Regions from separate parts of the Homo sapiens genome. Here region 1 is linked to region 2. Evidence: chromatin contacts called from ENCODE Hi-C or POLR2A ChIA-PET data. All regions are on one chromosome and are shown on one strand. Each heading gives the region's core, a stretch centred on a gene start or an enhancer-like site at or near the end of the contact. The rest is flanking DNA. Distances are from core to core; before and after follow the strand shown.

Region 1 (3,147 bases), core at 77-2,576, 320 kb before region 2:
TTGGGAGGCCGAGGCAGGCGGATCACAAGGTCAGGAGATCAAGACCATCCTGGCTAACGCGGTGAAACCCCGTCTCTACTAAAAATACAAAAAATTAGCTGGGCATGGTGGCGGGCGCCTGTAGTCCCAGCTACTCGGGAGGCTGAGGCAGGAGAATGGCGTGAACCCGGGAGGCGGAGCTTGCAGTGAGCCGAGATCGCGCCACTGCACTCCAGCCTGGGCAACTTTGAGACAAAGAGCGAGACTTTGTCTCAAAAAGAAAAAAGAGAAAAAAAAAAAAGGATCTCCCTCACCCCTGAATTGATAGAATGGATCAGAGGGCAAGGCTGGAACAAGGGAGAGGGGTTAGCAGAACTCTGCAATAATCCTGTGCAAATACTGGACCAGGGTGGTAGCACTGGAGGAGGAGTGGCAGACATCTGAGTCTAGATCTATTTTGCAGGTAGAGCCAACAGGATCTCCTGCCTGCCTTATTGGGTAGCGGGCAGAAGGGGGGCATTCATTCACAGCTGACTCCGAGTTCTGGCCTGGGGACTGGAAGGATGGAATTGTCAACAGCTGATGGAGGCAAAGCTGAGAGGGAGCAGGTTTTTGTGTGTGGAAGTGGGGTTGGCTCAGCTCAGACACGCTGACTTTGAGATGCCTGCTGGAGCTCCAAGGAAGAGGTGTTGGGTAGACAGTTCAGGCGAGGAGTCTGGAGACATAAATACATTTGGGGATCTTGAGCACATCAATGCCAGAACTTAATTGCATTTTATCTTGTTCAGTTAACCTAGGTGATGTCTGGACCGGCAAACAGAAATGGACTAGGCGGCTTGAACCCTATCTGAAGACTTTTGCTAGTTCGGCAGCCTAGAGCCAGACGGGGCAAGAAAGAATCGCTGCTAAGCGGAGTGGGAAAAAAAGGCCTCTTTCAGTGCTTTGCCATTTCATCTGGCCTAATTGCACACAACACTCGGTCCACGTTCATTCCACAATTCCACACGCATCCTTCACTCAACAAATAGCCATTGTATTTCGTTTCATCTTCAAAACAGGCTCAAATGGAGGAAATTAGGGTTAAAAGAAGTGAAGCACCAGCGAGGGTCAGGGGCAGAGATCGCAGCCCAGAAAGCTCTCGCGGTTGGGGGCCGGTCGTAGCTGGTTTTGTGAGTGGCAAGAGAACCCGGGTCGCGCCCCAACCCGCGGGGCGGCGGGCTGGGGTTCGGGGCGGCGGGCTGGGGTTCGGGGCGCGGCCCCTTTAAGGCCCAGGCAGTGATCTCAGCCGCGTCCGCCGCCCCGCCCTCCCCGGCGGCGAGCCCAGAGCGCATGCGCGCCGCGGCTGCACTCCACTGGGCCCGGGACGCGCCGGCGGCGGCGGAGACTCCGGGGCTGCGGCGCCGCCCGCCCCGCCCGCAGAGTCCGGCTGCCGCGCATCGTCCGCAGACGCCGCCACCGCCATGGGCTCCTGAGGTATCCCGCCTGGCCGGCCTCGCCCGGGAGCCCCAAGGGGGAGCTGCGACTCCCGAGCGCGGGGGGCTGCTTGTTTCGGAGAGGCCCGCGCGAGGGACGCCCGGCTTCGGCCGCCGGCTCCCGGGCGGGGAGGGCACTACGGAGGCCGGTGCGGCCGCGGAGGGAGGGGGCATCCGTCTCCCCACCCGTGCCTCCTCTCCGCCCCGCGAGGTCGCCCGTGGGTGTGCCCGCTCCCTTTCCACGCCAACGTGGCGGGGGCAGCTCCTGGAGTGTAATCGGACCTGTCCGGGGGGCGGCCCCGGGAGAGGGAGGCGGATGGACCAAGGCGCTTTGCAAGAGGGATTGTGTGCTCCCGGGTGGGTGTGCTGGCGACTGGCACGGCCGAGTGAGTGGGGGAGGCGTCCGTGCCCTGTGCGGGTGGCAGTGACCTGGGAGGGTGGTCGGCGGGGGGCTTTCGGGGCTGCGTCGTGAGTGGAGGGTGTACACGCCCGCCACACAGGTCCGCAGGTTTGGAAGGGGATCGACTGGGACCTGGGGCTCGAAAGATGTTTGCCCCCAAAGGGACCGTGGAGACTGGTTTTGGGTGTCTGTATCCTTCCCGTGAATTGTACATTTCCTCCTGGGCACACCCTTGGTACCTCGCTTGGATCCACTTACCTCCAGTGCTGGGTGGCTCCAGGCCAAGGCAAGGCAGTTATGCTGGGGGTTGGGCATGGATTCCCAATACATATCCCCTCTGGAGGTGTTGTATAAGGCCAGACGTTTTACTCCTCCCTCCTTTCCAGGGCATTTTGGGGCAAAGCAGGTATTTGCATGCCTGATACCTGTGGTGAGGTGAAGGCCATGTATTATTTATCTGACTGCTGGTGCTTTTGTAAGGAAAGAAGCAGCAATCTGTGCCCTGGAGGCCCTGCGCTGCAGAGTCAGCCAGGCAAACAAGCTCACCTGCACCTGCAGAGGCAGCGCAGGTCTCAGAGGTGTGACTTCGTTGACAGGTTATGCCTACAGTGTCCCTTTCCATCTACCTATTTAGCTTCCTTGGTAGAACCCCTAGGCTCTGCACCTCTGAACCTTGCCTAGGGTGCTGTGCGTATCAGAGTTGGGACCTGGGACGCTGGGGTGGGAGAGCCCCAGCAGCCAGGTATGTGTGCCCACCTGGACAGAAACATTTGATGCCCAAGCCATCAAGGAGCTCTCAAGCATGGGGGAATCAGATTTGGAAACAGGTGATCACGATGATGTGAAAAATACCAAACAAAGGAGTAGAAGGAGTACAGAGGCAGGTTCAGTTCCCGGGGAGGGGGATCGTGGCCGCAGGAAAGACTCCCTCATAAGGAGACGGTTGAGCTGAAGCCTGAAGGATGACTGACGTTCATCTGAGGCTTTTCTGCTTTCCACATATATTTTCCTGTGTAATTTGCACAGCAGCTGTGTGAGTAAGGAACAGTTGTCCCTATTTGCAGATGCGGTAAACTGAGGCCCAGAGGGAATTCATGACGTTCTTCTCCACGATACGTGGCAAGCCTGGATGGAATCATCCTTTAACCAGGACCTCTCTCTTGCTGCCAGATCTTGTCTTGCAACTTACTGAGCATCTACTATGTGCCAGGCACTATGCTGGGGCATAGCGGTCTGATGATCAATGGGACCTGGTGCCTGCCTTCTAGGGGCTCCCAGTGCTGGGAAGATGGACAC
Region 2 (3,097 bases), core at 11-2,510:
TGTCCAAATGCCCTAATGCTCAGCCACGGGTCATCTCCTCTTCTCTACTGACACTCACTGGGAATGGGGTAGCAATCCCACACGTTTCTTATTTTTATCTTCAGACTAGCTCTCTTTGCACCCACATATCCCACAGGTAATTTTTGGGCTCTATCTTTAAAATAGTAATATATCCAGAATTCAAAACCAGTTCTCACCACCTCTACTCCTACCACCCTACTATAAGCTACTGACTTCTCTCATCTAGATTACTACAAGCAGGCCGGGCACGGTGGCTCACGCCTGTGATCCCAGCACTTTGGGAGGCCGAGGCGGGTGGATCACAAGCTCAGGAGTTCGAGGCCAGTCTGGCCAACATGGTGAAACCCGTCTCTACTAAAACTACAAGCAATTAGCAAGGCGTGGTGGTGCACGCCCATAATCCCAGCTAGTCGGGAGGCTGAGGCAGGAGAATCCCTTGAACCCCGGAGGTGGAGGCTGCAGTGAGCCGAGATCGCGCCACTGCACTCCAGCCTGGGCGACAGAGCAAGACTCTGTTTCAAAAAAAAAAAAAAATTACTGCAAAGGACCGTCCCAGACTTTTATTTAATGCCACCCGGTGGAGCTGCCCCAGACCCTCCTCTGGAGTACTCCTATACTACATACGTCTAGAACTGGGGAAGCTCACGCGACCACCGTTACCTGCTTGCTTGCTTACTTATGGGCCTGTGACCCCTTTTCTAGAAAGTGAGCACGTGGAGAGGCAGGGACGATTGTTCATTCACCTCAATATTCCCACTGCATGATACAGAGCCCGGCTCGCTGGAACATTTGCTGAAGGACACCTTTTCTACGGATCCCCTCTGGACCCTCGAGCCTGGGCCCTCCTGTGCCTCCAGCCGGGGCTGTGCTCCTGGGTCGCCCGCCCTTCCCTTCCTCGGCTCCGCCGGCCCCCTCAGGACCCCAGTCCCCTCAGACATTGCCCCTAGACGCCAGGCTCCTCAGCCGACCCAAGCCTTGCCTCATCCGCCCCTTCCAAGGTTGCCGCAAAGGCCACTCCGCTCCCGCACTCACTTGTCCTCGTTGTCTGACATGACACCCTCGCCTCAGCGACCCCGCTGCGCCCCGGTCCCGCGCGGAGACCCGCAAACAGCGACACTACGACTCGCGCGGCTCCTAGCTTATCTTGCGCCTGCGCCGTAACCCAGAGGAAATCACTTCCGGGAGGCAGGACAGAGCGGGGAAAGTGCGCATGCGCTGACTGGTGTGTGCGCGTTTCTATAGTAGCGAGAGGCGCTAGCTGCCAGCTCCAGCAGCCCAGATCGCGCAGTATTTCTGCGTGGCACCGGTGCGGATGCGGCTGTAAAGCAGTGGTCACCGCCTCCGGGAGCCCACTTCTATGTGGAGAGGGGAGCACCCAGAGAGGGTCTTAGGGTGAAATTTCAATTTTGGCATATCACTCAGTGGGTACTGTTGTGACCATGGCTGTGTTAACACTCCCTCCCGAGGAGACTTCCCTGCCACAGGCGCTGGGTCAGAATGAGGACTGTGTGTGTGTATCTGTGTGTCTGGATGGGAGGTTTGGGCACTGTCGCAATATTAACTGGCGGCATCATTCTCTGGCTCGATCCCCGCTTCCAGACTTCTGGGGGTGTTGGGCGTCGGGGAACAGAGATTAGGGACAGGAGACAGGGGGTGTGTCATTGCGTCTTTCCCTCCTCAGAGTCCTCCCATGGCTTCACAGAAGCAGATGGAGGTAGTGACCAAAGGAACTGGGTTCCGGCGCCGCCCCAAGACCATCACTTACACCCCGGGGACCTGCGAGCTGCTCAGAGGTCAGTCCGTTAAAGCAGCGATCCCAGCCTTTTTGGCACCAGGGACCGGTTTCGTGGAAGACAATTTTTCCACTGACGGAGGTGTGGGGAATGGTTTCGGGATGAAACTGTTCCACCTCAGATCATCAGGTATTAGTTAGATTCTCATAAGGAGCGTGCAACCTAGATCCCTCGCGTGCGCAGTTCACAATAGGGTTCGCGCTCCTATGAGAATCTAAGGCCGTCACTGACCTGAAAGGAGGCGGTGAGGCTCGCTAGCCTGCCGCTCACCTCCTGCTGTGCGGCCCGGTTCCTAACAGGCCAGGGACTGGTACCAGTCCACGGACGGAGGGTTGGGGACCCCTGAGTTAAAGGATGAGAGAAGAATGGTGGTAGTTACCCTCTGTAACTCAGTTCCCCCGTACCTGACCTGTGGCTTAGCACTATTTTCCTTTACAGATAAGGAGCCTGGGGTTCAGAAAGCTTCAAAATTCTACTGCATATGCCTTATTCGGGGGCGGGGCGGGGCGGGGGGGAGGGGAAGGTTCAAGGTGCTACACCTTGCCAAAAGTCAAAGAACTAAAATTTTTAGAGTAGTTAACTCCTATGCATCCTTTAGATCACACTTTCAACTTTCCCGAGGAAGACTTCTGCTCCTCACCACCACAGTAGGATCAACTGTTATGTGCCCTCACACATTTTCCTTCACTGGGCTTAGCACAAGCTGTAGTCAGTTATTTGGTGTCCCATCTATCCCTCCAGATCATGAATTTCATCAGGCAGGAACCGTGCCTGTTTCGGCCCACAATTGTAGCTCCAGCCCCTGAAACATGATGAACAAGTATTCATGTGTTCTTTTACTCAACAACTTTTTTGTTTTTTTCCAACAACAACATTTTTAAGTCTACCATGTGCCTTAGACTCTGTTTTAGGTGCTGGGGATACAGCAGTGAAAGAAAATGAGGTGGCTCAAACCGGTAATCCCAGCACTTTGGGAGGCCAAGGTGGGCAGATCACCTGAGGTTAGGAGTTCACGACCAGCCTGACCAACATGGAGAAACCCAGTCTCTACTAAAAGTACAAAATTAGCCGGGCGTGGTGGCGCATGTCTGTAATCCCAGCTACTTGGGAGGCTGAGGCAGGAGAATTCCTTGAACCCAGGAGGTGGAGATTGCAGTGAGCTGAGGTCGCGCCACTGCACTCCAGCCTGGGCAACAAGATGGAAGCTCCATCTCAAAAAAAAAAAAAAAAAAAAAAAAAAAAAAAAAAAGAGAAAGAGGAAAAAATATTTAACAGAGGGCAGA

What was found. Hi-C counts contacts between places; a loop is a spot of excess contacts on that map. ChIA-PET counts read pairs that join two places held with the same protein, here RNA polymerase II (POLR2A). Pooled maps may share reads with other maps.
Region 1: a loop to region 2 is called in a pooled map, with 5 times the contacts of the local background. The contact joins the promoter of TMEM184B here to the promoter of C22orf23 in region 2. A Hi-C loop is called at or near these places in 5 of 50 pooled maps. POLR2A ChIA-PET finds 5 or more read pairs at or near these places in 4 of 52 experiments (activated T-cell, activated naive CD4-positive, alpha-beta T cell and naive thymus-derived CD8-positive, alpha-beta T cell).

What each region holds. Positions count from the first base shown.
Region 1 is chr22:38,271,189-38,274,335 of GRCh38, reverse strand. It overlaps TMEM184B (transmembrane protein 184B), which reads left to right and starts at 1,326. Exons shown (of 9, transcript NM_012264.5): 1 at 1,326-1,452. RefSeq lists a silencer at 1,174-1,803 and an enhancer at 1,866-2,575.
Region 2 is chr22:37,951,764-37,954,860 of GRCh38, reverse strand. It overlaps C22orf23 (chromosome 22 open reading frame 23), which reads left to right and starts at 1,260. Exons shown (of 7, transcript NM_032561.5): 1 at 1,260-1,413; 2 at 1,703-1,814. The coding sequence starts at 1,712. It overlaps POLR2F (RNA polymerase II, I and III subunit F), which reads right to left and starts at 1,162. Exons shown (of 5, transcript NM_021974.5): 1 at 1,054-1,162. The coding sequence starts at 1,073. RefSeq lists a silencer at 927-996.